Linked DNA regions of Mus musculus: all the other regions are linked to region 2. A link is a loop called in an ENCODE intact Hi-C map of the cell type or tissue named here. Cell type or tissue: heart. All regions are shown on one strand. Links, peaks and the distances in the headings refer to the core of each region. The heading gives the core; the rest is flanking DNA.

What was found. Hi-C counts contacts between places; a loop is a spot of excess contacts. Peaks named below come from ENCODE experiments on the same cell type or tissue, not always from the same donor. Only the 100,000 strongest peaks of a DNase experiment are listed, where the experiment ranks them.
Region 1: it touches region 2 in a loop (2.5-fold over the local background); 3 of 42 quality-filtered maps call a loop at or near these places.
Region 3: a loop joins it to region 2, with 2.9 times the contacts of the local background. A loop is called at or near these places in 4 of 42 quality-filtered maps.

Annotation. Positions count from the first base shown.
Region 1 is chr13:78,180,974-78,191,907 of GRCm38, reverse strand. It overlaps Nr2f1 (nuclear receptor subfamily 2, group F, member 1), which reads left to right. Exons shown (of 3, transcript NM_010151.3): 3 at 1,895-2,935. The coding sequence ends at 2,175. It overlaps 3110006O06Rik (a long non-coding RNA gene), which reads right to left. Exons shown (of 2, transcript XR_003950646.1): 2 at 8,935-10,934. It also overlaps a transcript of Gm38604 not described here. Among named protein-coding and RNA genes, the nearest start is that of Gm38604, 7.5 kb to the right of the region's middle. In heart, for the core only: a CTCF peak has its summit at 5,411 (motif pointing right); no DNase peak of the experiment used is centred there; H3K4me3 peaks cover 808 bases; H3K27me3 peaks cover 7,323 bases.
Region 2 is chr13:77,702,288-77,713,221 of GRCm38, reverse strand. Fam172a (family with sequence similarity 172, member A) reads right to left here and starts at 4,532. Exons shown (of 10, transcript NM_001163419.1): 1 at 4,369-4,532. In heart, for the core only: no CTCF peak of the experiment used is centred there; a DNase peak (open chromatin) is centred at 4,541; H3K4me3 peaks cover 1,551 bases; H3K27ac peaks cover 1,189 bases.
Region 3 is chr13:77,129,888-77,140,821 of GRCm38, reverse strand. Slf1 (SMC5-SMC6 complex localization factor 1) reads left to right here and starts at 5,354. Exons shown (of 21, transcript NM_134071.3): 1 at 5,354-5,469. 2210408I21Rik (RIKEN cDNA 2210408I21 gene) reads right to left here and starts at 5,286. Exons shown (of 20, transcript NM_001145676.1): 1 at 5,192-5,286. In heart, for the core only: no CTCF peak of the experiment used is centred there; DNase peaks (open chromatin) are centred at 5,311 and 5,751; H3K4me3 peaks cover 2,582 bases; H3K27ac peaks cover 1,348 bases.

The DNA of each region.
Region 1 (10,934 bases), core at 2,069-10,068, 480 kb before region 2:
TTAAAGAATGAGGAAGTGACTTACTCCAGGGGTCCTGATGTTTTACTGATTTAAGAAGATGTCATATAGATATTTAAGGGAACATCTCATGTTGTCTTTCTCATATTGTGTTGTGTGTGGCTAAGACTATCCCCTTGGTGTGAGGGACAGAAAATGTATGCAGTGCAAGATATATGTAAATACATCACACACAAGTCTGTGTGATGGCCATTCAGCAAGTTTAGGCTAGAAAATGGGTCCAAGGGCTGACCTAAGAGTCCCCTATCTATGTACTAATGCCTCAAAGATGTGCTCCTGTCCTGGTCTTGCTGGCCATAATAATCCCTGGCATCCCAACTCAGACCAGTGTGGATGCACTGCACCAGCTGGATGCAGTAATTAGACATCTGAGAGGAACCCAGTCTGGACCTGGGGTCAAAGGAGACTTGCCTCTGAAGTTCTTGAATTATATCACCAGTTTTATTTAAATATTTGCTTAAGGCCATACCCTTGTAGATGAAGGTGGCAGAGTGCTTTGTGAAGCCTAGTTCTTGGACTGATACACAAAATGGAAACAGCAGACATAGATTTCGCTTTGAATAATTTGTTGTTTTCTTAGGGTCACACTTCCCCATTATACAATGTTCTGTTACAGGTGTTGTCATACATAAATTCCTTCCCAGATGTATATATTAGCAAGCGCTGTCTTTGATCTCTAGCCAACCTCCTGACTGGCTAAGGGTTCCTCTGTGATCTTCCTGTTTTTAAAATACATCTTACTTGTATTAAGAAGTAACATAGGAAATGAGGGAGAAGGGCCACTGTTTCTCTGATTCCACGCTCCTCTCCCTTTGCTTGGCCCTGGTTAGTGGATATAGGATAATCTGCTGTCTTGAAGTATTTTTAGATGACCCAAAAGAACTTTGGTTGGTTTGAAATAACCACAAAGGTTTTCAGTTGCCATTATTGTATAAAGTGCCTTGTGTGCTTCTCCCTTGGCCCCTGCTGTAGGAATCCTGTCTCCCCACCACCACATGCCTCCCAATTCCCTACACCCCAGTTCTGAGACAGAAGCCTCAGCTGCCTAGCTTTGTGTCTGATTGCTGAAGATGTTCCCTTCTGCAGCCTGGAGTAACTGAGCCATATTCCTCCTGGTTATTATACAGCTTACAGAGATGTGACCAATTTTCAATTACATGATCTAAGAAAGATAGAAGTGTCCACTCTCACCGAGGAGGATTTGTTGCAGGGCTCTGTCCTGCATATATAGTTGATCTCCAATTCTATATTGGTATAGCACAGGCTTGATCTGGTTCTCGGTTCTGCCAGCTTGTGATCCCCGATCCCCTGCCACGTGTATTCACTACACAATCTAGGTTCTCCTTGAGCTTGCTGGTTGGGGTCAGCTGGGTTGGGGGTTGGCGGGGGTGGGGGGAGACTCGAAGAAGCCTTTAAAAACTGTTTCCAAGGCTGTATATTTCTTCAGGGGTTCCAAGCACCCCAAAATCAAGCAGGAAAGGGGCAAATGCTTTCCTTTTAATGAGCACAACCAGAAATGTGCTCCCCTGAAGGAGAGAACAGGTCGCAGTACACAGCAAACATGGATTCACCATCATGCATTATTTAATCCAAAGGTGAAAGAGGGGAAACAAAGCTATGGCCAGGTTGCACCTCTGTGCATGTGCACCTCTCTCCTGGTCTCCCAAGCATGGTGAGGCTTGGATTTATTGTTATTTGTGTAGGGGGTGGGAAAGAGGATGGCAAAGAGGCATGGAGGGAAGGAGTTATTTTCCTTTTCTTCTATTTCTTTTTCCTTTTCCCCTCAAAATATTAATGGTGTGTATGCCTTTCCATCTCACTCACCTAACAATCTGTCCCCTTTCCCTGTCTCTCCCTCCTGTGGCTGCTCTGGCAGATGCTTGTGGCCTGTCGGATGCTGCCCACATCGAAAGCCTGCAGGAGAAATCACAGTGTGCCCTGGAGGAGTATGTGAGAAGCCAGTACCCCAACCAGCCCAGCCGCTTTGGCAAACTGCTGCTGCGATTGCCCTCTCTTCGCACAGTGTCCTCCTCTGTCATCGAGCAACTCTTCTTCGTACGTTTGGTAGGTAAAACTCCCATCGAAACTCTCATCCGAGATATGTTGCTGTCAGGGAGCAGTTTCAACTGGCCTTACATGTCCATCCAGTGTTCCTAGACTTTGGGTGTTTCCCACCCAATCCTGCTCCCTGACTCCCTAGAGACTAAGAGGACTCTCCCTGACCAAGGACTAAAAAGCCTTTGGGGATGCTGGTATGATGGACCAGGCAGGCCAGGCAGACGGGAGGAGGGCTGGGAACAAGAGCAGCCCACTCTGCAGGAATGCAACCTGAGCTGCAAACCAGGAGAAAAGGAGACTCATTTAGGATCTGATCTGTAAGTACATTGGAAAGGAAAGAAAAAGGACCTCGTGTCTGGTGAGAAAATGAAAAAAAAAAAAAAAAAAAGAACGATTTGGAAGAGAGGACCATGAGAAATTTAATAAAATAGATGGACCTTCCAGGATTTATTGTGGATGGATGTGGATATATTCTGTACAGAAAACTACTCATATGGAAGTGGACTGAATCCTATGTAGAAACATACACTGAACATTGTTATTCATTTTGTAAAATACTAGTGTTTATTTTCATTTTTTGTAAAATTTAAACATCGTATGCGCATAAACAAAAATGAACAAGAATTAGGGGGAAATAACATTTTCCAAATAATTATAAAAAATTTGTCCTGTGTCTATGTATCTATATCTGTTTTGTATTTTTTCTGGTTCCAAACCAGATTTCCTGTGATTCTATACTAATAATTTTTGATATAACCCTTTGCTTCTTATAATGAGTGCGATATATGTTGTCGAGGCTGTTCTTCAAGAATTAAAATTGAAGTGAAAATTTAAACAAAAATAAAAGAATTTAGCAAAACCCATGTGTCTGGTTGCTTGAACTACACCCTCAGAGCAAGAGGAGCTCCTGGATAATTTGTGGATAACTGAGTATTGTTAGGATCTGAATTGTTGAGAGGTAGAGGAGACTTTTAAGGTCCAGTACTAAGTCGGCTGTACCTTTTTCTTAGGCCACTACATCACTTTTGCAAAGCTGAAGGCAAGGCCAGGCTGTGTATGTGATGGGATAGGAGGGGAAGGCTGGGCCTTGGTGGCCAGACAGGAGTTTTGTTTTGTTTTTTTTTGTTTGTTTGTTTGTTTGTTTTTTAATTCTTTCTGAGGACAGCCCTGAGTCAGGGGCCAGGGGAAGCCAAATTGCTTTTGAGGCACAATTTCCAGGCACATGGGCGTCACAGCTTCAGTGACCCAGTGTCAGGTCACCTAGACTCTAACTGCAGTGGGAAAGTTTCTGAGCTGGAAGGGGTTTGCAAAGGTTTCATGGCAGGCTTTTGTGGGTGGGGTGGAGTTTTGAGGGCTCCTCAAAGCGTTTGAGTCTGGGTGGACTGGACGGCCACTGACTGTCTGCTCCAAGTCTTGCTTCTCCCTGCCTCTGGGCAAACCGAGACAAAGCACCGTGGATTCTGACTTTGTTTCTCTTATGCATTCTTGGAGATCTACCCACCTGTGGTTGGTTTGCCTTTCTCTCAGGCTCTTGTCAAGGGGGTTCCCAGTAGGACCTCTCCTGTGTGTGTGGGGGGGGGGTGTCAAAAGAAGCACCCCCCAACACACACTTTATGGTACTTACAAGCTGAACTCAGAAAGTAGGACTAGGTGTCAGGAAGCTAAGTTAGACTGGGTTCTTCCCTAAAGTGCCTTATGGCCCTAGGGGCCCTTGGAAGACAGATATCTCTCTTTGAGGAATCTAGCTGGGCATGCATTGAGGTGAGGGGCGAGCGACAGATTTCAGAGTCTGAATGTTTTATGGAATCTGAGCCGGAGCTGTGAAAACACACACTGCCAAGGGAGCTCTTCCTTAACATATTGATAAAGCCGTATCTTTAAAATTAAAACCCCTCTTACACACGGATCCCCCAACCCCTAGTCCCAGACAGGTTTAGATGAGGGAAGAGTTCACTTTTAGAAGCCACCCATAACCTTGCCCTTTCACTTCACTGTCTGAAAGTTTTCAGGTTCCCCAAATTCTTAAGCAAGCCCCACCTGGTTGACATTTTGAGTAATCTGAGTATCTATGGGGCAGGATGCCACTGTAGGACCATGGTCTTAAAACTAGGCCACTAGGGGACTAGCTATATTTCATGCATAGGAAGACTGACCCTTAATTCACTTTCCTACAGTCTAGATACCTGAAGCAGAGAGGAGAGAGAGGTATTCCTGTTAAACACAGGGGCCTCCTAGGAAGTATTGGGAATTCTCTTGTACTGACCGGCAGCAGCAGAGTGAGGGTTCAAGGGTGGGTTGCAGCTAGAATGCTGAGAGGGAGGGAAGCCGAGCTGCCAGGAGAGTTCACCGACCTTTCCTGCCTTCTGGAAATGAGATGAAAATATATTCATTACAACGTGATCCCTCTGATGAAAACATATAAACATTTCTCATAGTTCTGAACTATACATTTCAATTAATTTCAATATGGAGACCCAGTCCAAGCCCCCCAGTGTAGAAAAGGGTGGACAGCATGGATCCAAGATGTCCAAGGCACTTACTTCCTCAGGTTTCTAGGGGTGTAAGGGGGTCATTTGACTTTTGCTGCCTGGGGTCTGGAGAGTGCTTTTGATCAGAGAATCCCTGCGACTTTTGAAATCCTGGCCCAACCTCCCAGCCAGTCCTAATGTGAAAAGAGAAGCAGGCCTCTCCAGGGGCCCTTCCAGCTGCCAGGAAACCCAGAGCTGAGTGGGAAAGAGGAGCCAGGGTTACTTGCTTGCCCAGTGGCCTTTTTGGGGATCCTGGGCAGTATTCCCCAACCTCCGACCTACCTGCAATATGCACTGAGAACAACTTGTGTTTCTGGATTTAAGTCTCCTTCCTAAGATAGGAGACTCCGGGTTATGGTCAGTGAGCGCTCACACTAAGGCTGCTTGAGCCCACTGACTTTCCATTTCAGAGCACAGGGCACAGAAACCACACACACTCACACACAAATCCGATCACCCCAAGGAAATGTTGAGGAACCAAGACTGCAGCCCCTAAGTTGTAGGTGAAGCCTACTAACAACCCGGAAGCACACACACACACACACACACACACACCAGGGAAACGTCCTAGGCTTTCTAGCTGCCCTTGGTGGGTGCATAAAGGATCGGGCCAGCAACTTCAGGGCTTTCAGTGCTGAGAACAGGCTGTAGTAATAGCCTAACTTGTGATCATCTAGTGCTTTCTCCGGCTCAGGTAATTTCTGTGGTCTCAGGCCTTAACAGGAGGCTTAGGTGGTACAGGTGGGAACCTTTTCTGTCTGGATAGCCAGATGGAGTGCGCACAACGTTGAGCTGCTTTCATGCTAGGCGCCAGGGGGAGCCATCGAAGCAGGGTGTGAGTCTGGAGGTCGTTCTGGGTAAGTACCGGCTCCTACCTCCAAAAATTGGGAAAATGGAGACATGGATTCCCCAGAACCAGTGGAAACTGAGGCAACCCTTGTAGAGTGGCTTCCTTCTTGAAATTACCACGACTTAGGCATGTTTAATGTTCTCTTTTAATCCAAACACTTGCTGGGCACCAGAGAACTTCAGTGACTTTGAAGTAGGTTTAAACTACCTTACCTGAAAATATTGCCTTTACAGACCATAGGCAGAATGAGAAGATATGATCTTTGACACCCTATTCTTCCTACACCATTTCTGACTTGGGACTAGGCTGAATGAAAGAAAACTCAGAACAGGAATGTGGGTCCTTTCGTGTTCAGCTTGTTCTTCTAGAACTCTGTCCCTCCAGAACTTAGTAGAGGCTCAAGGTCTCTAGCAGAATCCCTGAGACTTCACAAACCAGCCTTGCTGTTAGGAACACTAGAGAGCTGCAACACAGCTCTTAAGAGTAGTAGGGGGAGGAAGACAGAACGAACGAACGAAAGAAAGAAAGAAAGAAAGAAAGAAAGAAAGAAAGGAAGAAAGGAAGGAAGAGGAAAAGAAAAAAGCAAAATGTTTATTTTTTAAATTTTTCTTGTATAGGCAGCCCTTTTATTTCCTAATGCCTGATTCATATTTGGGGAACTCCCCTGTTCCTTAGAACAAACAACCTAATTGTCCTGCAAATAGAAGACCATAAGAAGCATATGGAGGGAGGGAGGGGGAACAGAAGTGGGAACCAATAAAACTCTTGTTAAAGGGCCTGTTCGGAGGTCCGTGGCATCACTGGGCTTTTTACTTGGGAAGCCAAAGAGTCGTATTCCTAAATGAGTTAAAGACCCATTTACCTCTGTCGTGTTCTATTCATCAAGCCACAAGTTGAGAGTTCCTAACATGAAACTATTTGTTTGCTTACACAACCAGCTGGGCGCAATTTCACGTCTGAGATATCTATCTGAAAGCGCCTCTCATTTATTATCTCTTCTTGTCAGGGAATCCATTTTTCCAACTCCCCCTCCCCCTTCCGAGTTTGTTTGTTTGTTTGTCGTCGGACTTCTTTGCTTGGGAAGACCCTTTCCCCAAGGAGCAGCCAGCGGCTCGGGGATCAGGTTCTGTTGTGCCCAAGATCTTGGACCAGAGAATAACAGAGGTGACTGCTACTGACACCAAATGGCTGGAGAGCGAAGGGTGGAGTGGACAGTGGGTGGAACAGACCCAAAGTTGCTGGGTAGCCTTTCTTCTCGGAAGTTCTCCCTGCTAACTCTCCGCCATGAAAGCTTCAACAACCTGAGGTAGGTGGAGAATAGGGAGTAAAAGGTGGAGTCCTTTCTGGAGATGGGGACCAGAGATTTGGATTTGAGAGATACTCTGACAAAGCCTCACCTAGTTCCAATTGGCCAATTTCTCCTTCTGGGGCCGATCACAGAGTAACCAAAATGTAAATAGTAACGTGATGGGTTGGGGGAGGAGGCAATGCATTTATTCTGTGTGTTGAGGGGAAAAGACTGCACGTGGTTTCAATTTTGAAGCACAAAGAAATAACATGCAATGCAGAAAATAGGTTTATGAATGTAATTGAGAGGAAAGAAAACAATTAACACGGTGGAAGGTTGCACATCGGAATCCCCACCCCTTGCTTTCATTTCTATCCGAATTGGAGAAATCCGGATCATGTAGAATAGAGTGGATCTAGGCAGTCGGATCCTGCGGACAAGAGAACCCCTGATGGGAATCTTAGTGATAGCTAAATAATGATGTCTAAACGTCTTCCAAACTGCTAAGGCCTCATCTAACCGGCTGACAGCAAGGGATCAAATCCCCAAGTCTAGACTATAAAATACCCCCCAATTGTGGAGAAGAGAAGAGAAGAGAAGAGGGGGAGAGTGTGTGTGTGTGTTTGTGTGTGTGTGTGTGTGTGTGTGTGTGAGAGAGAGAGAGAGAGAGAGAGAGAGAGAGAGAGAGAGAGAGAGAGAGAATATCTAGGGGTTTCTTTAAGACAGACCAAGCTAGTCTCTGCAAACTAACCTATTGTGTTGATTTAGGAAGACATTTGCTGTATATAACATTTAAGGCTGATAATATCATTGCACAGCCAGATAAATAAAGCTTTGGCCTAATGATGGGGTCAGCGATCGATCTCTGGGCTCAGAGGAAAAAGGCCAGAGAGGCAGTCGGGCAGGATGCTCTGTCTGTGTGCCTGTCAGCCAGCTTGCAGGACCCCAGTGTGTGTGAGCATCAGTGTGTGAGAAAGCAAGAACCAAGTCTTGAGCTGGCCAAGAGGCTCATTAGCATTCCTAACCCATGGACCTATGCTGACAACTAACAGAGATATCCCTCTCACCACTGGGCCCTTTCTCCTTTTGTCTTCAGAGCTGGAAGAGGGAAGAGAAAAAGATTTCTCAGTAGACGCTGGAGCCTAAACTTTTATATGATTGTTAAGAGGTCGTGTGTGTGTGTGTGTGTGTGTGTGTGTGTGTGTGGTGAGAGAGACGCCTACCAGTATTTTTCATCATCTTTTAATAACTTTATTTTTTGTTACTGTTATTGTTTTTCTCTGAAAATGCATAACACTCTTGTTGAAAGTCCAGGTTTAAATAAAAGAGAAAATCCCCTGGAACTGCTTTGCCATCCCTCCTTGTTGAAGGAAGGATGCTGATGCGTTTTGCTCCCAACACACATGTTGTGTGGAAACCTGTGCTTTACAGTTTGCTGGTTACAGATAGCTGGGACCCAGCACATGGGCCGCTTGAGCTTTGTCTCTCTCCTTTCTTCTGCTCGGTTTGGTATCCTAGACACCCTGCTTATTAGTTTCTATTCCCTGCCCATCGTTTTAAGGTAAAGTACATTTTTCAACAGTTTCAGAGATTCGAACAGTATTAATTCAGGAAAGCATAATTGTAAAATTATACTCACTTGTGCAGTTTTAATTGTCCTTTTACTTAAGGGGTAGGGTCTTTAAAAAAAATTACTAGGTCTCCCAGAGACAAATATGTATCCACTGGACTATCCCACATTCTGTTCCTTGAACTTCATAGAGCTGGCCAGATAGCTTTGCACACTGGAGTATACAAGTTATCCCATGTTGACAGATGTTTGTCACTTAGTAACTTCTTTCCAGCTTCCCCCCCCCCTCCCCTGAGCCTTCTTTCCAGCCTGCTTTGTTGTTTTAAAATATGCACGTCTCTCACTAGAATGCTAGTCACGAGCCAGTGCAAACTTTGTGTCCAACCTCCCACATGAAATGATCCTGTTAGAAGAAACTGGATATGTCTCAATCTGCACTTCACTCAGAGCCTCTTGGTCCTGGCCACTGTGAGTCCCTGGTCCAGGATCCAAAGTAACTCAGCAGAAACAAACTTCCAACTAAAAATCCCCTCGAATGTCTCCCAGGGAAGAAATATAGCTCCTATAATTACAGGAGGCTACCGCCGGAGGGGAACGCAGCCCGCAGCCAAAAACCAAGAAAGTAAGAATTTTATTTATTTGCTGATTGAGCCTGGATTGTCATGGCCGACAGGTTTACCCACACTGAAGTCTCAGGTTTGTTCTGAGTGTACAGGTGAGAGGGAAAGGAGGGAAAGAGGTGCATGGCAAGAAGTAGAAATAATGAGAGAGACCAGGCCAACTGGGAAAAAGTGATCTCTGCGGGACAGCATAGACGCAATAGAGGTAGTTCCTACCAGTGGACTTAAGAAAGAAAAACAAAACTTGTAGCTGAGTAATATGAGGCGGGGGGGGGGGGGATTCAGAAGAGACGAGGTTGTAATTATAGTAACCGCTTAAATAAGGGGTATCATCAGGAAAGAGAAGACTTGAGCTGCTTCCCCCAGAAAAGTAATGTGACAGGGAAAATTATTAGCTATGTTGTGTGTGGCAATTCAGTAGGGGGGTGGGTTATGGAGGGACGAGTTAGAAAAAGGAAGTTCCTGGGTGCAAACCAAAACTGCATTGTAGCCAGGAGCCCTCCAGCCGGCTTGTAGAGGTTGCTTGGACGTTGTGGTGCGAAATCGTCCCTAGAAGTGCTCTTTGAATCTCATTTTCCCCTGGTTTCATCCGAAAGAGCTGGTTCTGTCACTAGACCCCTGCACAGGACTACTCTGCGCCCCACCTTGTGGACCACCCCACAAAAGGGAGTGGTGACGGTTACTAGCTTCAGAACAGAAGGAGTACCCATGCTGGGAGGCTCGTTTCTATGAATAAGGCAAAAATTTAGCACTGATGAAAAACACATGATTCTCTCTCTCTCTCTCTCTCTCTCTCTCTCTCTCTCTCTCTCTCTCTCTCTCGCTCTCTCTCTCTTTCTCTCTCAGTTACTCTCTTTTACTGCTATGAAGTGACGTCAGCAGTGCCTGCCCTATCCCCGTGGAAAGTAAGAAAAGGGGGGGGGGGTGGAAGATGGGAGCAGGAGAGAAGCTAGAGAAAATGAGAAAGAAGAGCTGCGGCAAGAGGAAGGGGCTGCTGGGAGGGGCAGATAATGGAGATGTACATTTGACACGTTTTGGCCAAAATTCCATCAAAAGTGGCAAAACCCGATGTTTCCGAAGCTGGTGATTGATAGAACACCTTTCCTTGCTCCCATCCGATCTACATGTTCTAACATATGGAAAGCTTACAGGCCGTGTGCACTTATAGAAGCCGATAATGCATTAGCTCTCAGCAATATTTACAGCACCGCTTTTAATACACACCAGATGGTTCGCGACTGTGCCGCCTCAGCCAGCTCACTCCTCGATTTTACTCGGCGGCACTTTGTTGCAATTACACTCCATGCTGAGACCAATTTTATTGGTGACCTATTTTTCATATTTGCAGCATTTTATGTTAAAGCCCTCCTCTCTGGCCTTTTTGTAAAGGGCAGCACTCAGGAAGGGAGAGTTTAGGATGGCGTTGCTGAGGGGCTGTGCAGGTGTATATTAATATTTATCATGATGTTACATACCTCGGATTTAAGTGAGCAAACCCGATAGACATAAGTACTCCGGTCATTATGTTTGCTCACTCGCCCCCTGTTTGCCAGACCCCCACGGACTGTCTACGCGGCGTACTTGCCTCGGAGTCAATACATTGGGCCATAAATATTGTATTCCATTAATTATCACGCCACTGGCTTATCCTGGGCGCCGGCGTCCTCGAGCGACGCAGGGCAAATGAGGACGCTTCCGGAGCGTACTTCTCGGCTGGGAACCCCGCTGAAATTTCCGTGGTGCCTGGGAATTCCGAGCCCCGCTGGCCTGGGGCGGGAGCTGGAGGTGGGGGGAAAGAGGAGGGGGAGGGCGGGGCGGCAGGAGAAGGCCCCAGCCGCCAGGAGCGCTCAGTACCTGTTATCTTACCACGCAGAAGGCCTCAGGGAGAATCCCATTTGGCACGCCGGGAAAGGCTTTCAACTTTATCTCCCGCCATGTAAATATCCCCGAGTGCCCGATTGGGAGACTTTGTTTTGCACAGAACAATATAAATATCCCATTT
Region 2 (10,934 bases), core at 1,116-9,115:
TGAGCTTTATAACTGAGTTTATAAGCATATGTCCAAAGTTACTCAGTTACTCTAACCTAGTGGATAGTCAGGCATCCTTCAGTAAGATACTTCCTTCTATTTTAAACATTAAATATAAAAATATTTTAATGACTAACATGGTAGTTCCTGCCTTTAATCCCAGATTTTGAGAGGCAGAAGCAGGTGGATCTCTGAGTTTGAGACCAGCCTTAGTCTACATGACAAGTTCTAGACCAGCCAAAGTTACATAGTAAGAGCCTGTCTGGGTAGAGTTGGGGGGAGGGGAGGGAGGTTGTATTCAACTAAATCTCTGTCATAGGAACTAAAATCATGTGGTACACATTCTCAAGGATTTACGCTTATTCTGCAGAACTACACACAGCTCATACCTTCCAACAACGGCTACTGAACCACAGAAATGGAAACATATTACTTGATATGGAGCAGGTCCCCTGGATTCTGAGGGCCCAGTGTTTTGCTTCAGAACCACATGCTGAGAAGTTATGAGGGATTTGCACTCTCTTGACCTCTCCCCCATACCATTCCAAGCTGTGAATCTATAGTGCTCATTACTTGCTTGTTGGGCCGTCTCTGTGTTGTCAGTCATGGCGCTCCCTGTCTATTATTATTACTGATCTCCTTTGTCACTGCCCATCTAGCCACTGACTGCTTTATTGCTGCCCAGCATATCTTTTCTCTTCATCAATTTCCTTCAGTGTCCTTCTCTTCTCAGCTAGCAAACAAAGGTGGTCCACTTCACAGGTACAGCCAGCCAATCAATATACCTTTTTCCTTTCAATTAAAGAAGAAAACAACAAAGCAAAACAGAGATCTTTGGTTTCTCTGAGCTGTTCTCACCACAATGTGACACTGAAAGTTTTGTTCACTGTACAAAGGAGACTTTAGAGTTCTGTTTTTGTTTTTGTTTAATTTCTAAGTATGGGGTATAGACACCTAGCCTATAGGCATTTGAGGGCTTTTATTATTATAGAACTTTAAGGTTAAAAAGCAAGAAAACACATGGTGTTTGCCATCTTAAAAGGCAACCCAATACTTAAAATATCACAAATAAATCTTTAAAAGTTTTACTGAAATCAGGTCTTAAATTAACAAGCTTGAGATATAGCTCGGTGCTATAGCACTTGTCCAGTATGCATAAGCCCCTGGTTCAATCCCTAGTACAACACACAACCCAAAGAGCTGGGACTGGCTGTTACACCTGTAAGCCTATTTAATCTTACTATGTGCGTGGATGTGGCAGAAGCATCATGAGTTTGAAGCCAGACTGGACTACAAAAACTATTTTAAAAACTCCAAAGTAGATATGTCAGTGACCAAAAAGCAGAGTAAAAAGTATTTAACATTACTAATATTATAGGACTGTGAACCAAAACCACAGCTCTACACAGTTATATGACTATGGCAATTACCCTTCTTTTAAAGGTTTCATGAGCTGGGTGTGGTGGCACACACCTTTAATCCCAGCACTCCGGAGGCAGAGGCAGGCAAATTTCTGAGTTCAAGGCCAGCCTGGTCTACAAAGTGAGTTCCAGGATAGCCAGGGCTACACAGAGAAACCCTGTCTCGAAAAACCCAAAAAAGTAAATAAATAAATAAAAGTTTCATGAAGATCTGGACAAAAGTTCACAACATTGTAAGGAAATTACAACCCTGTGCATGGCTGGTGGGAAAGAAAAATTGGTTAGTCATTGTGGTGCACAGTGTGACAATTCCTTAAAAACTTAAACATGGAATCACATTAGTCAGCTTTCTGTTATTATAACAAACACTAAGGTAGTTAGCATATAAAGAGAAAAGGTTCACTATGGCCAACAATTTTAGAGGGTTCAGTATGTCTTTAGTTGGCCCTATTGCTTGTGTACTTGTGGAAGGAGCACACTATGGTAGGAGCAGAAAGGAGCACATGGCAAAGCAAAGGGCTCACTTCTAGCCAAGAAGCAGAAACAAAGAGAGGAGGAAGGGGCTAAGGTCCCACTACCCTCCTCAAGGGCATGCCTTCGATGATGAAAACCTGTAAGCAAGACCGAATGGAAACCTCTGAGCACGACCTGATTCTTCCCCGTAGCACTTCTCTGAGGACGTAACCATAAAAGATGAGCATTCAAGATGTAAACTATTCCAAATTTTCATTTAATCAGCTTCATTTAAGGATATATAACCAAGAGAAATGAAAGTAAGGTAAACAGATGTTTGTGCACACAGCTGTATCATTTACAGTAGTAGCCAAAAAAGTAAACAATTCAAGCATCCACAGGTAAACAAATACATAAAAACTGATACATTTATACAGTGATTATTATATTCAGCTTTTAAAGGAAGGGCATTCTGACATATGCGATAACAATTGAAACGTAGGGACATTGTCCTAAGTTAAATAAGCCAGTCACAAAAGAACGAATGCTGTGTGAGTACACTCATATGATATGTCCACAATAGTCAGAGTCATAGACACAGAAAGAAGCTCCATTGTTGCCAGGGGCTTAAGAGAGTTAGCAATGAGGAGATAGTATTTAATATGTTACAGAGTTCATCCAGGAAAATGAGAAAGTACTGAAGACAAACAGCAATGATAGCTATTCAACAACATGAACATCATTTGCATTACTGAAGTCTTGAAATTGTTGTTGTTTTTCTTGTTGTTGTTGTTGTTGTTGTTGTCAGAGATGCCTCCTACTGCCCAACTAAAATATTTTATTAGGTACATTTTACTATAATGATAAAGAAAATGAAAAGTAAATTTGGTACAGAGGAGAGACATATTCACTAAATACTGACACTATTGGGCAAATCCAATCTAACAAAAACAAAGGGCAACATACATGACATTAACTGACTAAATGTTGCTCTTTATTGAGCATGGAAGTACCTTTACATGTGTACTGACCCTAGATTCTCCTCCCAAAGCTAACTAAGTTGGTGATCAATAAGCACAAACTATCATAAATGTAACAAGTCACTGAATACGCCTTCTCCAGACTACTAAGCCCTATATCTTTATTACTCCAGTGATAACAAATGTATTTCAACCTTAGAGCCTTTGTACTCAACTACACCATACCCCCCATAACTGTGGAATCCAGTTCCTCACTTAATTTGGATCTGTACTCAACAGCCCCTTCTCTCCTCCACTTGCTTCGTTTTTTCCTCGCTACCTTTCTCACTCCTGTTTATGCATCTGCATGAGGATTGATCTCCACCCACCACCAGTCCAGAACTTTCTGTATTGTTCACTACTATCTTCGCCGAACACAGCACATTATCAGACATACTGTTAGCGGCTAGTCAATACAAATAGATGAATGACTAGATCAATGCTCGAAGCTTTATAAATTCTATTTCCCTCCTGGCCTGGATTCTGTTCTCTATGTACAAGTGCAGCTGTAGTCTCGGCCAAAAAGCCATTCCAGGCAGCCCTTCGGTTCTCATCTCTTTGACAGGTTAAGGGACCAGACTCCGAGTTTAAAAGTAGGAAAGCTTACAAAATGCACCATACCAGTGCATACCAGTGCAATGACATTGAAACCCGAATTTAGCCTGCTCTGACTTAGTCTGAGAATGAAAAGGGGTATCTGTCCCTCACAAGAAAGGAAAAAGAATAAGGAGAAACAGAATACTTTGACAGTGCTTTAAGACAAGACCAACCATGAGCTTTAAGAGCACCACCACAATGGAGCTATTTCAAAACAAGGCAGTAACTGGTCCAGGCCACAGAACTTTTTCAATGCAGCTTTTTTGAGAATTTGGGGAGAATGGACAGTACGAATTGTCTCTTAAATATAGCCCAAACACTCTTAGGCAGAAGTTACTTGACTCCAAAGACAGACACTTTGGGAAAATGAGAAGCACGTGATGTGGTCTACTTCAGAAATAAGAAACTTACAGACAAATGTACACATCCTACTAACTACACATGATACAAGTTTTTGAGGGCATTTTATAAGCACACTTCAATGTTTGCTATTAATGCATGCCACAGCTTTGGTGGTTGACAATCTTTGCATGAAAACAAACAACTAAAAACAACTTCAACCAGACAACTGCAATACTGTAAGTGGAGGGTCTCTTCCTCTATCTAAGGTATCTGGTGAAAACCAGAGCTTCAGGGACTCAGACTCAGGCTAGCCACCCCAGGTCACACGTGTTCCTCCTGCCTGGAGAGTGGACAAGGCAGGTGAGGCAGCCCTTTTGCAAGATCTTGCACATAGGTAAGAGAAGTGACCCAGAGAGGACGCGTGGCTTCTGACAGTCAGGATCCCGGCGCCAGCATCCCGCCCGAGTCCCATCCAGGCCAGCCCCTCGGGGTCTCGCCCCTGCGGCGGCTGGCAGAGGTGGCCAGCGCAGTCCTACCTGAGCTCTGTCCCCAGCTGCAATGCTGAGAGGGTAGGTGCGAGGAGGCGTGGCCTTCCAGATCTCTGGGCGAACTCCCTTGCGCCCTGGCTCGGACTTTCTCTCTCAAGATCCGCGCCCCGACCAAGTTCGATTGCACTTCCGGGTCTGCAGGGAATTTAAACGTCATTACGCATGCGACGGCCGCGGCGCCAAGAACCCGGAAATGGGCGGAGCGAACCTCTACATCTGTTCCTGAGGCTCAGAGGGCAGTGTGTGTGTGGTGTGCGTTGTTGTGGCATGTCCCTGTCGTACGCTGCTATTCTAAACTATCCTAAAGCCTCGTTCTGAAAGAGGAATTTCAATATTCTCTGTGATGCTGGCCTTAAGCGAATTCCCCATGTCCGTCCATGGTTCATGTAAATTCACCCCACCCTTGATATTCAAGTTGAGACCTATGTTTGAAAAATTGTATTTATCACAAAATTAAGACAGGAAGTTAACCCTAATATCCTATTGAGAGCTAACTCAAATGAGAAGTATGTTGGTGTTCTGTTTATCCAAAAAAGGTCTAAAAATCCTTCTCTTTAGGGTAGAATAGTGGTGAGCAATAGACACAAATGATTTTAATATTTTATATGGTATTCTGATGTTTTCTCTGTTTTTTAATCCCAAAACCATTATTTTGCCAATTAAGGTCAAAGCATTTACTAAAGACACGAAGCTATGACTGACACCTCGGTAACTGTGAGGAAAGGCTGGTAGCTAGCAAACCTATATTTGTTATATTACCAGACAGGGAGTTCCAGAATTCTTGAAAGTATATTGTACCTCACTCCCATAATTTGTATCTCTTAAACTCAACTCCTGCTTCCTTCAGAACAAAGAGTGATGCAATTTATTGGCAGTGTGCTCTTACCCACTAAAATGTCAACTGGATGAAAACAGTGATTTTATCTTGCCTTTTAAGTATCCTCAACCAGGACAAGATGCCTGTCACAAAATATACAATAAACATCATTTGAATAAATTAATATCTATTCATTGCACTATTTGGAGAAACTTAATGGGAAGTCATGAGGGCAGTAAGGACATGTATGGATGGAGAAAAATGTAACAGGGTGTTCCTGAGGAAAAACATAACTTACTGAAATAAGCCAAGAATGCCTGGGTGGAGCCCATAACATTACAAAGTTTAGGGTTTCATTTCAGGCTGCAGCTCAAGTGGCTTGTAGGGTAGAACTTACAACTGAAGAAAAGCTTTGATTACAGTAAGCAACTTGAATTTTGTGTTTCAAACAGGGTTTTTTAAATCATGAAAAGCAACATAACATTTTCATTTTGATAGAATGACCAAAATAAACAAGCTCATTAAAAATAAACCTGAGGGGGCTCAAGGGAGAGTTCACATGTTAAGAGCACTTACTGTTCTTCCAGAGAACCTGGGCTGGGCTCAACAAATGCCTACAACTTCAGTTCCAGAGAATCCAATGCCCTCTGGCCTTTGGTGAGTTATATACACAAGTGGCTAACATAAGCTCACACAGGCACACACAAATACATACAAAAATCAAACCTCCTATAAATGGATAATCCTTGTCTAACCTTGAGGAGAAACATTGGACAAAATATGTAACTACTGCTTCTTCAGTCAATGTCACAATAAAGCATACATTGAAACTATTTACAGCTTGAAATCAGGGATGGCAATTCCCCATAAGATATTTTATTGTTGAGAAGTGTTTTGGCTATCCTGAAGTTTTTGTTTGTCCATATGAAGTTGATAATTGCTGTCTCCATGTCTGTGAAGAATGGTGTTGAAATTGTGGTGAGAATTGCATTAAATCTGTAGATTGCTTTTGGTAAGATGGCCATTTTTACTATGTTCATCAAACCAATCCATGAGCATAGGAGATCTTTCCATCTTCTAAGTCTTCTTTGGTTGCTTTCTTAAGGAATTTGAAGTTCTTGTCATATAGATCTTTCACTTGCTTAGTAAAAGTTACACCACGATATTTTATATGATTTATGGCTATTGTGTAATGTGTTGTTTCCCAAATTTCTTATAAGCATTTTTATCATTTATATAAAGGAAAGCTACTGATATTTTTGAGTTAATTTTATATCCTTCCACCTTGTTGAAGTTGCTTGTCAGTTGTAGGAGGTATCTGGTGGAATTTTGGGGGTTGCTTATGAATACTATCATATCATCTGCAAATAATGATACGTTGACTTCTTTCTTTCCAATTTGTATCCCTTTTATCTCCACTTGTTGTCTAATTGCTCTAGCTAGAACTTCAAATACTGTATTGAATAGATAGGGAAAGAGTGGGCAACATTGTCTTGCCCCCTGATTTTAGTAGGATTGCTTCTAGTTTCTCTACTTTTTTATTTATTTATTTTTCTCACATTTTTATTAGGTATTTTCTTTATTTACATTTCAAATGTTAGCCCCTTTGCTAGTTTCCCCACTGAAAACACCCTACCCCTTACCTCCTAACCCAGCTCCCCAACCCACCCACTCCCATTCCTGGCCCTGGCATTCCCCTATACTGGGGCATAAAACCTCCACAGGACCTAGGGCCTCTCCTCCCATTGATGACCTACTAGGCCATCCTCAGCTACATATGCAGCAATAGCCATTAGTCCCACAATGTGTTTTCTTTGTTTGGTAGTTTAGACCATGAAGCTCTGGGGGTACCGGTTAGTTCATATTGATGTTCCTCATATGGAGCTGCAACCCCCTTCAGCTCCTTGAGTACTTTTCTCTAGCTCCTTCACTGGGGACCAGTGCTCTGTCCAATGGATCACTTCGAGCATTCACTTCTGTATTTGCCAGGCACTGGCAGAGCCCCTCAGGAGACAGCTATATCAGGCTTCTGTCAGCAAGATCTTGTGGGCATCTGCCATAGTGTCTGGGTTTGGTGGTTGTTTATGGGATGGATTCCCAAGTAGGGCAGTCTCTAGATGGTCGATCCTTCAGACTATGCTCTGAACTTTGTCTCTATAACTCGTTCCATTGGTATTTTATTCTCCCTTCTAAGAAGGATTCTGAGCTTCTGGGCTAATATCCACTTATCAGTGAGGGCATATCATGTGTGATCTTTTGTGATTGTGTTACCTCACCTCGAGATTCATCCATTTGTCTAAGAATTAGATAAACTCATTGTTTTTAATAGCTCAGTCATACTCCATTGTGGAAATGTACCACATTTTCTGTACCCATGCCTCTGTTGAGGGACATCTGGGTTCTTTCCAGCTTCTGGCTATTATAAATAAGGCTGCTATGAACATAGTGGAGTATGTGTCCTTATTACAAGTTGAAGCATCTTCTAGGTATATGCCCAGGAGTGGTATTGCTGGATCTTCCAGTAGAACTATGTTCAATTGTCTGAGGAACAGCCACACTGATTTCCAGAGTGGATGTACCAGCTTGCAATTTAACAAGCAATGGAGGAGTGTTCCTCTTTCTCCACATCCTCGCCAGCATCTGCTATTACCTGAGTTTTCGATCTTAGCCATTCAGGCTGGTGTGAAATGGAATCTCAGGGTTGTTTTGATTTGCATTTCCCTGATGATTAAGGATGTTGAACATTTTTTAAGACGCTTCTAAGCCATTCAGTTTCCCTCAGTTGAGAATCCTTTTTTAGCTCTGTACCCCATCTTTAATAGGTTTATTTAGTTTTCTGAAGTCTAAATTCTTGAGTTTTTTTAATATATATTGGATATTAGCCCCTTATCGGATTTAAGATTGGAAAAGATCTTTTCCCAATGTGTTGGTTGCTGTTTGTCTTATTAACAGTGTCCTTTGCCTTACAGAAGCTTTGCAGTTTTATGAGATCGCATTTGTCGATCCTTGATCTTACAGCACAAGCCATTGCTGATCTGTTTAGGAATCTTTCCCCTGTGCCCATATCTTAGAGGCTCTTCCCCACTTTTTCCTCTATAAGTTTCAGTGTCTCTGATTTTATATGGAGTTCGTTGATCTACTTAGACCTGAGCTTGGAAAAAGGAGATAAGAATGGATCACTATGCATTCTACATGTTAACCACCAGTTGAGCCAGCACCATTTTTGAAGATGCTGTCTTTTTTCCACTGGATGGTTTTAGATCCTTTGTCAAAAATCAAGTGACCAGAGGTGTGTGGGTTCATTTCTGGGTCTTCATTTCTGTTCCATTGATCTACATGTCTGTCATTGTACCAGTACCATGCAGTTTTTATCACAAATGTTCTGTTGTACTGCTTGAGGTGAGGCATGGTGATCCACCAGAGGTTCTTTTACTTTTTTTTCAATTTTTTATTAGATATTTTCTTCATTTATATTTCAAATGCTATCCCAAAATTCCCCTATACCCTCCTTCCACCCTGCTCCCCTACCCACCCACTCCCACTTCTAGGCCCTGGCATTCCCCTGTATTGGGGCATATAAAGTTTGCAAGACCAAGGGCCCTCTCTTCCTAATGATGGCCAACTAGGCCATCTTCTGCTACATATGCAGCTAGAGACAAGAGCTCTGGGGGTACTGGTTACTTCATATTTTTGTTTCACCTATAGGGTTGCAGACCACTTTAGCTCCTTAGGTACTTTCTCTAGCTCCTCCATTGTGGGCCCTGTGTTCCATCCAATAGATGACTATGAGTATCAACTTCTGTATTTGCCAGGCACTGGCAATAGCCTCACACAAGACAGCTATATCAGGGTCCTTTCAGCAAAATCTTCCTGGCATATGCAATAGTGTCTGCATTTGGTACCTGATTATGGGATGGATCATGGGGTAGGGCAGTCTCTGGATGGTCCATCGTTTCATCTCAGCTCCAAACTTTGTCTCTGTAACTCCTTCCATGGGTATTTTGTTTCCTATTCTAAGGAGGAATGAAGTATTCACACTTTAGTCTTCCTTCCTCTTGATTTTCTTGTGTTTTGCCAATTGTATCTTGGATACTCTAAGTTTCTGGGCTAATATCCACTTATCAGTGAGTGCATATCAAGTGACTTCTTTTGTGATTGGGTTTCCTCACTCAGGATGATATCCTCCAGATGCATCCATTTGCCTAAGAATTTCATAAATCATTGTTTTTAATTGCTGAGTAGTACTCCATTGTGTAAATGTACCAAAATTTCTGTATCCATACCTCTGCTGAGGGACATCTGGGTTCTTTCCAGCTTATGGCTATTATAACTAAGGCTGCTATGAGCATAGTGGAGCATTTCTCCTAAATATAAGTTGGAATAGCTTCTGGGTATATGCCCAGAAGAGGAATTGTTGGATCTTCCAGTACTACTATGTCCAACTTTCTGAGAAACCACCAGACTGATTTCCTGAGTGGTTGTACCACCTTGCAATCCCACCAACAATAGAGAAGTGTCCCTCTTTCTCCACATCCTCACCAGCATCTGCTGTTGCCTGAATTTTTGATCTTAGCCATTCTGACTGGTGTGAGGTGGAATCTAAAGGTAGTTTTGATTTGCATTTCCCTGATGATTAAGGATGTTGACCATTTTTTCAGGTGCTTCTCAGTTACTTGGTATTCTTCAGTTGAGAATTCTTTGTTTAGCTCTGTACCCCATTTTTTAATAGGAGTATTTGATTTTCTGGAGTACATCTTCTTGAGTTCTTTATATAAATTGGATATTAGTCCTCTGTCTGATTTAGGATTGGTAAAGATTCTTTCCCAATCTGTTGTTGGCCTTTTTGTCTTATTGACAGTGTATTTTGCCTTATAGAAGCTTTGCAATTTTATGAGGTCTCATTTGTCAATTTTCAATCTTACAGCACAAGCCATTGCTGTTCTGTTCAGGAACTTTTGCCCTGTGCCCATATCTTCGAGGCTTTTCCCCACTTTCTCCTCTATAATTTTCAGTGTCTCTGGTTTTATGTGGAGTTCCTTGATCCACATAGACTTGACCTTAGTACAAGGAGATAAGAATGGATCAATTCTCATTCTTCTATGTGATAACCGCTAGTTGTGCCAGCACCATTTGTTGAAAATGCTGTCTTTTTTCCAATGGATGATTTTAGCTCCCTTGTCAAAGATCAAGTGACCATAGGTGTGTGGGTTCATTTCTGGGTCTTCAATTCTATTCCATTGATCTACCTGCCTTGCTTTGTACTAATACCATGCAGTTTTTATCACAATTGTTCTGTAGTACAGCTTGAGGTCAGGCATGGTGATTCCACCAGAGGTTCGTTTATTGTTGAGAATAGTTTTTGCTGTCCTAGGACTTTTGTTATTCCAGATGAATTTGCAAGTTGCCCTTTCTACGTGACTCTCTCCATCACAGATGAAGTTATTATCAGATATGACCTACATTACCTCCAGAATTTGAGAACAAAGGCCTGAACTGACTTTGCAAAGGGTAATATATTAATTGATATTAATTGCAAAATATCAGGTATGTATATTTTATTTCTTTTACTTGAATAAGAAGTAGAAGAACCCAGGCCTTTAAAGTATCCTAAGCAGGGAGGGCTGCTAAGGAACATATCTAACCCCTCTGCCACCAGAGACAAAAGGGAGACTGATTGCTGCCATATTGTATGGGTCACACATTAACCGAGCCTGACTTTTCTCCCTAGAGAATGATT
Region 3 (10,934 bases), core at 1,836-9,835, 570 kb after region 2:
AGAATTCTCACTAAGCCCACACTCCTCCTTATCTTTCTTCACCAGGACTTTCTTCATCTGTATCCAGAAAGCAAATGCTTTACTCTGCATGCTACTGCCATGCTTTTCAATAGCAATGTTTGTAAATGGTACCTGTAATAGCTATTTCTATGTATAACTTCACTTCAGAGTAAAGTATAAGGAAAGAGATTCTTCATCCTTATCTAATTGATAATGCAGTTATCTCCATCAATATTCTTTTAAAGACTTTGAGTACATTCTGTATGATATGTATATGGAGTGCTTTGTTTGCATGCATGTATGTGAGTCACAGGAGTGCCTGATGCCAGCAGAGCTCAGAAATGGATGTGGAATCCCCCTTGAATGTGTTACAATTTATTCTAAACCACAATGAGGGTGCTGAAAACCAAGCCCAGACCCTCTACAAGAGCCATCTCTCCAGTACCTGCATTAATCTTAAATCCCTAAAAGACTAAGGGAGAATACAAAAATCTCTGTTGTTTGAATGTTAATTGTGAGTCAGGAAAAGTGAGCCTTTAGATACACCATCTGGAATGATTTTTGTAGTATTCCTGTGGATCCACCATATGGAAGCAAAAGCTCACAAAGGTACCCTGACTACTTGTGTAGAAGCTTATTTGAAAAAGGGGTGTGGGGGGGAAGACTCCTAGTTGCTCTGCTCCCATGAAGACTCCATATCCATATCTATCCTAGAAGACCCACTGCACTCCGAGCAGCAGAGCAGTGGAGGACCCTTTGAACTCACAGCAGTTGAGGATCCACTGCTCTCAGAGCATACATAACATAGTGAAAATGGCCATCCTACCAAAGGCAATCTAGAGATTCAATGCCATCCCCATCAAATCCCAACACAATTCTTCAAAGACATGGAAAGAGCAATTCTCAAATTCACCTGGAAAGGCAAAAAAACTTGAATAGAGAAAACAATTCTTAACAATAAAAGAAAAGGTGGGGGAGTCACCATCCCTGATCTCAAGCTTTACTACAGAGTAATAGTAATAAAAGCTGCATGGTGTTGGTACAGAGACTGACAAAGACTGATCAATGGACTAGAACTGAAGACACAGAAATAAAACCACACACTTATGGTCACTTGATCTTTGACAAGATGCCAAAAATATACAATGGAAAAAAGAAAGCATCTTCAATAAATAGTGCTGGTCTAACTGGCTGTCTGTATGTACAAAAATGAAAATACACCCATATTTGTCACCTTATACAAAGCTCAAGTCCAAGTGTATCAAGGACCTCAACATAAAACCAGATACACTGAATCTAATAGAAGAGAAAGTGGGAAAGAGCCTTGAACTCATTGGCACAGGGGGAAATTTCCTAAACAGAACTCTAATGGCTCATGCTCTAAGATCAAGAGTTGATAAATGGGACCTCATGAAACTGGAAAATTTCTGTAAGGCAAATCGGCAACCTACAGATTTGGAAAAAATCTTCACTAACCCCACATCTGATAGAGGGCTAATATCCAAAATATATAAAGAACTCAAGAAGTTAACCACCAAAAAACCAAACAAACTCTCCAATCAAAAAAATAGGGTATAGAACTAAACCAAGAATTCACAACTGAAGAATCTCAAATGGCTGAGAAGCACCTAAAGACATGTTAGAAGTCCTTAGTGATCAGAGAAATGCAAATCAAAACAACCCTAAGAGTCCACCTTATACCAATCAGAATGGCTAAGATCAAAACCTCAAGTGACAACACACATTGGAGAGGATGCAGAGAAAGAGGAACACTCTTCCATTGCTGGTGGGATTGCAAACTGGTACAACCACTCTGGAAATCAATCTCGAAATTCCTCAGATGTGGAGAGCCATGCCGTGAGCAATCCCCATTATAAGATGGCGCTGTCTTCCACTGCGCCTAACTAGTAAACAAGCCTTATGCACAAGTGCAAGAGTAAACTCACGCCTAGTCACTGCCCATCTCGGGGCATAGTAATGGGGTGATGGGCGAGCAACTAATCAGGTGCTGTCACGCCACATCAGGTGCTGAAATGTCACGCTGCAGGCTATATAAGCAGCTCCATTTTCCGGGTTCGGGGTCTTCCTCCTGAGAAGTAAGCAATAAAGCTTTTTGCCGCACTCAGAAAATTGGAAATAGATCTACCTGAAGATCCAGTTATACCACTCTTGGGAATAGACCCAAAAGTTGCCCCACCATGCCACAGGGGCACGAGTTCCACTATGCTCATAGTAGCCTTGTTTGTGATAGCCAGAAGCTGGAAACAACCTAGATGTCCCATGACAGAAGAATGGGTACAGAAAATGTGGTTCATTTACACAATGGAGTACTACTCAGCTATTAAGAACGAGGACATCCTGAGTTTTGCAAGCAAATGAATGGAACTAGAAAATATTATCCTGAGTGAGGTAACTTAGACCCCAAAGGATGTGCATGGTATGTACTCACTAATAAGTGGATATTAACCCTCCCCGCCCCCCCCCCCACAAAAGTACAGATTATCCAAGATACAGTCCACAGAACTCAAAAAAGTCAACAAGCTGAAGTACCCATGTGAGGACACCTCAGTCTCACTTAGGTGAGAGAAGAAAGCAATCCCAAGTGGAAAGGGAGCGAGGGACCTGGGAGGGAAAATAAATGAGGGGAAAATGGGGGTAGCAGGGAACATGATCTGGTATTGGGTGAGGGAAAAGGACTGAAGCCCTGAGGGCCAGTAAAAGAATGGAAACAGGCAATTTCAGGAAATAGGAGGTTGAGGGGCCCCTCCAGAATGCACCAGAGACTTGAGAGATGAGAGACTCTCAGGACTCAAAGGGATAAAATGCCAGACAGTAGGGAGAGGGAACTTAGAAAGCCCACCTCCATCAGGAAGACAGGTCATCAAGTTAGGTATTGGGTTGCCATCCCACAGTCACTACTCTGATCCATAATTGTTCCTGTTTGAAAGAATTACAGGGATGGAAATGGAGAGGAGCCTGAGGAAATGAAGATCCAGCAACAGGCCCAAAGTGGGATCCAGCTCAAGGGGAGGTCCCAAGGCCTGACACTATTACTGAGGATATGGAGTACTCTTAAAAAGGGACCTATCATGACAGACCCCTGAAAGATCCAACAAGCAGCTGAAAGAGTCAGATGCAGATATTTGTACCCAACAAATGGATAGAAGCAGCTGAACCCTGTTTTTGAATTAGGGAAGGCTGAAAGCTGAGAAAGGCGATCCTGCAGGAGGACCAGCAGTCTCAATTAACCTGGACCCCTGAGATCTCTCAAAACACTGAACCACCAAACAGACAGCATACACCAGCTGATATGAGACCCCCAACACACATACAGTAGAGGACTTCCGAGTATGTGATCATTTAGAGATGATACACCTAACCCTCCTGAGACTGGAGGCCCCAGGGAGTTTAGGGGTCAGGTGGGGTGGGGGCTGGAGGCATCCACGAGGAGACAGGGGGTGGAGAGGAGATATGAGATGTGGAACAGTCGGAGGGTGGATTGGGCAAGGGAGGAATAAAATATGGAGTGTAAAAAAGAAAAAAAGAACTCCCAATGTCCCATTTCCCAAACACTGGAATTACAATCACATGTCACCATGATAGGTAAATACAGTAAAGAGCTAAGTTCCAGAATCAGGAAGACTGGAATCTCAGTCATGACAATTTTATACGTATATGTTACGACCTCTCAGTTGCACTATAAAATGTATGCAAAGAGACAGGATTTTTCTTTTGTAAACATTAAATAGTGAATATAAACTGCTAGGCAGAAGGCAGAGACACCTGTGAGCATTCATGAAGTGCTATATGAATCCAAGGCACAAATAAGAACAGTGCTTTTTTTTTTAAAGCTAGTTGCTATGCGTGACGAACATAAAATCTCCCTGAAAGTATTTATAACTGTTTAAGATATAAGTTAAAAAAATCATAAGGTGACAATATTTGCATCATTCAGAAACTATAAAAGTTCAGTGATTAATCAAACAGGCAGTTAAAAAGATCAACATGCTTTTCTAAATATAGTTTTACTCTCAAAAGGCAAAGGGGCGCTTGTCTGATGCTTCAGGTCCCTTTAATTGAATATATGACATTTTTCTTTTTAAAAAGATTTGTTTATGCATATATTTTATGTACATGGTGTTTCATCTGCATGTATACCTGCACACCCGAAGAGGTCACTGAATCTCATGTTACTAGAGTTACAGATAGTTGTGAGCTGCCATGTGGGTGCTGGGAATTGAATTAGTGACCTCTGGAAGAGCAGAGAGCTCTTAATCAGTGTACCATCTCTCTAGTCCTAATATTATATTTTAATTTATGGTACACTCTAGACGTCTTTTGAGATTGACTGATTTGGAGAAATGGGAAAAGGTGATCAACAAATAATAAGAGGATGAGTGAACTCCCCCGAGGAAACTGCATTGGTCAAGAAAGAGTAACACTTTTTGCGTCTTTGAATAAATGAGCATCTTTCCTCGAACTAGACATTTGTCAAAAGCAATTTCTCTTTACAACTCCTCTGGGTAACTCCAAATCCCCACCCAAAATTATCCTGAACTATTCGCAGTGAGTTCATAGTAAAGTCAGAACATTCCTTACTGAAAGTGTACCTGATTCTAATCAATGATTTCCACAACATAAAACGTGTATCTAAAGCTGATGCATACCGTTATAGGAATGATAGCGTCTCAGTAATGCATAGCAGAAAAAAAACAAAAAACAAAAAAAACAAAAACAGAAGCCATTTTTAATTAAAACTGAAGGAGAAAAGTTCAATTAATTGAAAATCAGGAATGTCCCATTCTGAATGCATGCAAAAGCCGCCGTCTTCAGCTGCCTGCTTGCCCTCCCAAGTGAACCCCCAACTATTTTAACAGTATTCAGTAAAGGGTACATAATGTAACTTTCAAGAAACAGGGAGACCAAACCCTGCGAATAGACAGGGTAGAAACACTGCACAGAACCAGTTGTCTTCGGCTAAGATCGACTTCCACGTTGGAGGTAAGTCAAGCGAATGAAGACAGTGAGCCGGATCCCAGGGCCTTCTCCAGCCTCAAGGAGGATCAGGCACCAGAGGAAAGGATGGGGATTTAGGGGGCCAACTTCTGTCTGCTCACTTCTCGGTCCTATCCACATTCGGCAGGTAGCTGGCAGGCCGAAAACACCGGGAAGAGAGGGAAAAGTCACTTACCAATCTCCGTCTATGGCGCTGATCCTGCAAGGGCCTGACGCGCTGGCCAGAACCAAATAGTCGGCATCTCAGGCAGCCCTGGCGACCGCTCGAGAGCGTCACTGACAACCACCCGGAACTGGTAAACTGCTTCCGGGAACGCCGAGCGCGCGGCGGGAAATTGTTTCCTAGAACCTAGTTTATTGGAGCAGGGAGTCCTACGGTGGTAGTCGTCGCCCCTACCGCCACCACCGGCAGCTTCGCAAGACGAAACCAGCCCAGAAGCTTCGGCCGGGAAGGTAAAGCGCCTCAGCTCGGAAGACGCCATTTACCGCGTTCTCAGGCAGCGCCTCTGACTTCCCGGCCGTCCTCTCTGGGCCGCGGAGGCGCTTGGCGCTCGTGCTTTCACAGCCTTGGTTCCTTCAAGGTGAACTCGGGGCCCGCGCCCGTGCCGATGGCCGGGCCCTCCGATCTCGGCCTGCCCGGCCCTTCTGGGCAGACAGGTCCCTGGCGAGCCCCGCAGCGCGCCCAGGCCGCTGCCCGCTGCCGGGGCTCCGGGCGCTAGGCCGCTCGCGTCTCCCGTTTCCATAGAACCGCCTAGGACGCCTCACCCCGTGCCAGTTCTTGGATGCCTACAAACCTTAGCTTCCATGAAGGTGGCAGGGATTCCCAGGGCCTGCCTTTCATTAAGATGAAAAACGAGACATTCTTTCTCTCGAGTAGAATTGTTTTTCACACCGAAATGAAAATGAGCTTTTTATCTCAGCGGTATTGTAGGCTTTGAACAGCAGCGCGCGAGCACCTCTCCTAAAGGAAGGGTTTGTGTTCCTGGGGTTCCTGAGCACCAGGACAACTCTAAGTGACAGAAATGTATTGCGTTTTCAAGGTCTGGCTAAATTGATACTCATTTACCTTAATACTCCAAATCGGGATTTGGGACCTGTGGTTGATCGAAATTGATTTTCAATTCCCCAAGCTCTTTTGTGAAAAATGACTATCCTCTACAGAGGAAAATAGATAAATAAATAAGAGAAAAAATTCCTTTGAAACATTGGAAATGACTTGAATTCAATCACGACCCAGGTCTTATATTGGTTTTCAAGCTGTTGCTGTGAATGGAATGATTCTTGTTTATTCTAGGTGTTCAAAACATAGCTTGATCATTTGGGTAGATTTGTGTGAGAAGAAATTTGATTATTTGTAAGGTAACATTAAGAATTTCACGACCTAGGATGTTGAAACACTCAAATGTTTAGATATATCTTAATGTGAGACAGTCTTCAATAAGCAACTAAACTTCAGTTAGACCTGTTTTCTTAGTCGAGATTTTTCTCATGCTTCATTGACTTGGGTGAAAATCAATGATATGATTTAGAATATTTTTGCTTTTGTAAAGCAGAAAGCTTAGATCATGTTGGTGTATGAAACAGTAGTCTGTTGTAATTCCTTTTCATAATCAAAATAAAGAGCAGTTAAAATTCCATTCCATGCATTCACAATTTCCATGGCTGCCTCTTTGATTTTTAGGAAACCAATAGTATAGGCTTACTAATTAAATAGTATTTTCAGTTTGTTTCTTGGCTGTATTATTCTACAAATTTCCACTGTTTTAAAAACCAGGTAAAGAATAAATTCAGTTCTCCATAGGTTAAAATCATAAGGCTAAAGGAGACTGAATACTTTCAGAACTTAAGTCGAACATCACCTGTTCTTTTTAAGCGATTCCAACAAGATTATTTTGAAATTTAAAATATATTATTTTAATAATATGCATGAAAATTTTCAATAATTGATCCAAATCTGTTTTGAGAGAGAAAAATAGAAACTTTTATCAATAGGAAAGTAATAAAACTCTTTAGAATATTCCAGGAAATATGTGAATATTTTAGATATTGGAATTATGTTTTTGAAAATGATTAATAATTGTTTAATTTCTTCATTTTGTTGTTCTAAATGTCTCCTATCCCACGTAGTAGATTCTTTTTTCATGTAGTATTACCTTCCTGCTATACTGATAGAAATTAGATTGCTTTGTAAAATTGCCTCATAAGATTGTTTAAGAGAGGTAGATTAAGTCTAAAATTTAAGCCAGATTGGCATTGTAGAAAAGGCATAGCCTTTCCACAGTAACAGACTTAAATCTTGGTTTCACTGTCTATCCAAAGATTTAAATCCTCAAGGTAGGTTTTTTTTTTTTTTTTTCTCTGCCCTTGGTACTAGGGATTGACTCAGTATTTATTTCCTTATCTAGGTTAAATTAGGTGTAATTTCCAGCATTCTTACCAGTATCTTGTATTCTCATCTACATTTAGGTAGATATACTGGATAAATATATGAAGTTTTTAGACTTGTAGAACACACTTGGTTCTTAATAAGAATTAAATCAATCATTTTAATTAATCTTAGACTTGTGCTTTTCTTACAGTTTGCTTCTTAAGGACTACTTTAATCCCAAATTCAAAGTTTTAGTCCAGCCAGCACCATGTATAGTGTTGGAGAGATAGGAATGTCTCTACATTGTTCTTCAGTCTCCTATTTTTTCTTTCTTACACATTTTGTTAATTCTCTGTTTCCAAATTCTTCATTAAAGGAATTAATGACCATTTCTTTTTAATATTCAAGAATATTTCAGAAATCTCATCACTAGGGACTTAGGGTTTTTTGTTTAGATTTGTGTTTTGTATGTTGCTTGTAGATTGAGCCTAGGGTCTTGCAGATGCTATGTAGACACAGTAGCTTTGAGCTCCATTCTCAGTCCCTCCAGACCTCAGTTAAATAAGGTCACATTATGGGAAGGTGGGACAGGAAGTAAGATGGCTTCTTTTTATGTTTATTTTGTGTGTGCCTGTGTATATATATGTTCCATCTGTGTATTGGGATCAAATCAGGTCTTTAGGCTTGGTGGCAAGAGCCTTTACCTGCTGAGCCACTAACAACATTTTTTAAAACAAATTCCAAAGGCTTGATATATTAGACCAAAGGTCTATTTCGTAGGCCAGGATTCCAACACTCCACCTGTAATTACACAATTCAGAGCCAGCAGAATATAACTCACATAGTATAGGAGTGTATGCTATTGTAGTGTATGTATTGTAGCAGTATTGTAAAACAGAAATCCAGAGCTTTGGCCATACTCAATTTCATTGTAATTTTAAGTTTAAATTTAATTTTTCAGTTAAATCTCTCAAATTGTGAATTCAAAGCTGTGAAATTAACCGTCCTGGAGACTTGTATATATTTTGTAAAAGTCTGTTCAAATAATCTCCAGTAAAAGATGGTCTTAAATCAAAATATTATCCTATTATAATGAAAACAAAGAGACTGCTAATTTTTAACATGCGGTTTTAAAACAATGGAAAAATAATCAAAAATCCAAAATTAATAAAAAATTTAAATACATGCCCACATTTTGTTATATGCTTGTTTTTCATACACACACAAAACTAATACATCAGTTTTATAATGTAAAAAAATTAGAGATGATTTAAATTGCTATATACTCGTAGTACTTTTGAAATGTTCTATACTCAGTGTTTGTTGAAATTAAAAAACAAATATTGGTAAAGATAATTTTAAAAGTAAAAATTTAGTTCTTATATATGTATAAGAACTAAAACACATATATATACATATGAGTGGTTATAAAACATTATAATGCAGAATAGGAAAGATTTACCCTCACTTGTTCCAAGGACTTTGTTAGGCACAATGACTTCTTTCTGAAGCAATTTGTTTAGCCAACTGTTGATCCTACCCTCTCACCTACCCTGTTTGCCTATCCTGTCCCATAGGGTTTCACTCTGTCTATGCTGACCTCTGTCTTGTAGTCATTGTTCTGCCTCAACCCAACCGGAAGCCTTTGCTTTATTTTTTTACCTTTGTTATTGTTGTTTTGGGTTTTGTTTGTTTGTTTTTTTCTTTTTTGTTGTAGTTGTTTCTTTGTTTTTGAGTCAGGGTCTCACTGTAGCTGTTGTTGGCCTGGAACTCACAGTGTAGACCAACCAAGCTGGCTTGAATCAGAGATCCACCTGCCTCTGCCTCCTAAGTGCTGGGATTAAAGCTATACTCCACCATGCTTGATTGTCTATACTTTTCTTTCTAAATTTCCTTTTTAACATATTGTAATTCCATTCTTCAAACATGTGCCAGTACTGGCATATTGTAAAGAATTCAAATGTTCTATTTAAAAACTTAGGATAGAATATACATGATCACAGTAATGAGAACTGTAGTTTCCTGGTGCTTCTGGCTGACACCAACTGTCAAAGAATTTCAGGCATCAAGGATAGGCCGTGGTGAGAGATATTTTAAGAAAGTCCACACCACAGTGACAGTTGCTTGCTATGTATAAAGGGCAGCTCTTTTCACAATCACTGCCTTCTTAGTTTTGTGTTTTGTATGATTCAGGGTAAGTACATTTTAAAGAATTATTCGTAGGAAGTTTTTAAATTACTACAAAGAACTTTTTTATAATTATAAATGTAGTGATGTAAATTACTATAAAGATAAACATGTAGTTGCTAAAAACTAATGGTCTCTTTTCTCCTCTTTTATGTGATGTTGTCATCTGTGTTGGTGCTTGAAGGTTCATATCTCTCATTCTCTTACCCCCACCTCAGCTAGGAAGATATGGAATCTTTCTAGAAATGCCACTAGTATTAACTGTGTTATGGATTGTTTGTTCTTTCCTATATTCAAAGATCTTTAGAAGTAAGCTCTCAGTCCTCCATACTTCAGAACATACCACCTACATAAAACTTAATCCTACTTCGATTGCCTTGCTTATTGATATAGGTACATGCATACATTTACAAATACATACACAGAGAGAGAGAGAGAGAGAGAGAGAGAGAGAGAGAGAGAGAGAGAGAGAGAGTGTGTTTAAAGTCATAGTTTCCTCTGAAAACTGGCTTGAGATTTATAAAAACACTGGATAAATACCAAGACAGTATTTATAGATGCATTGAGTTTTACTTGGTTATTTCTAAAACAATGTGTCATTTTCTAAATAAAATTATTAAAGAATTTACTTAAGTAATTCCTTTGAGTTTATGAAAAGTAGCTTTCTCCCCTAGTTACAGGCATATGCGACTATAAAACAAATATATGTTATTGCATTAGGTACATGCTTGTAATGTTCTCTTTTAACTTATTGACACATCAGGCTGTTGTTTACTGTTCTCTTAATTTTGCAGGATATAGGAGAACTCTTATATATAAAATACATCCATAGTCTATATTGTCGTGTTTATGTATACATTAATTGTCCCATGTAGTCATATATATTTAACAACATAGGCCATCTTAGTCATATAGTATGATATTCAAAAACATTGCTGTGTTATATAAGCCTTTACCTCAGGTTAATAACATAATTACAGAAGGCAATTAGATTAGTCTTTCCTTTCTAAAAAATGCTAGTTTTGTGCATGTCCAAGGTTTATTACCAAAAAGATAACTAATACGCCTCCTGTTTTTCTGATAAACATGTGAATAAATGTCTTGCTTTCTAATTTCATTTTAAACGTTTATGTGTTCATATTCTTTGAATTGGGTTATTGTGTTTTATCACTCTTGTTTCTTCCTTTTCCTGATTTTACATGAAAAGTTTGTGTTTCTTATTAAGTATTTTCAGAATAAGAAAACTACTTTAAAAATACTTTTGTGGTTTTTGCTGCTGAATACATTTGGTCTTATTTTCATTATTATGAGATGTGGTTTAGCTGAAAATGTTGCTAAATATAAGGAGGGGATTATGGCCATC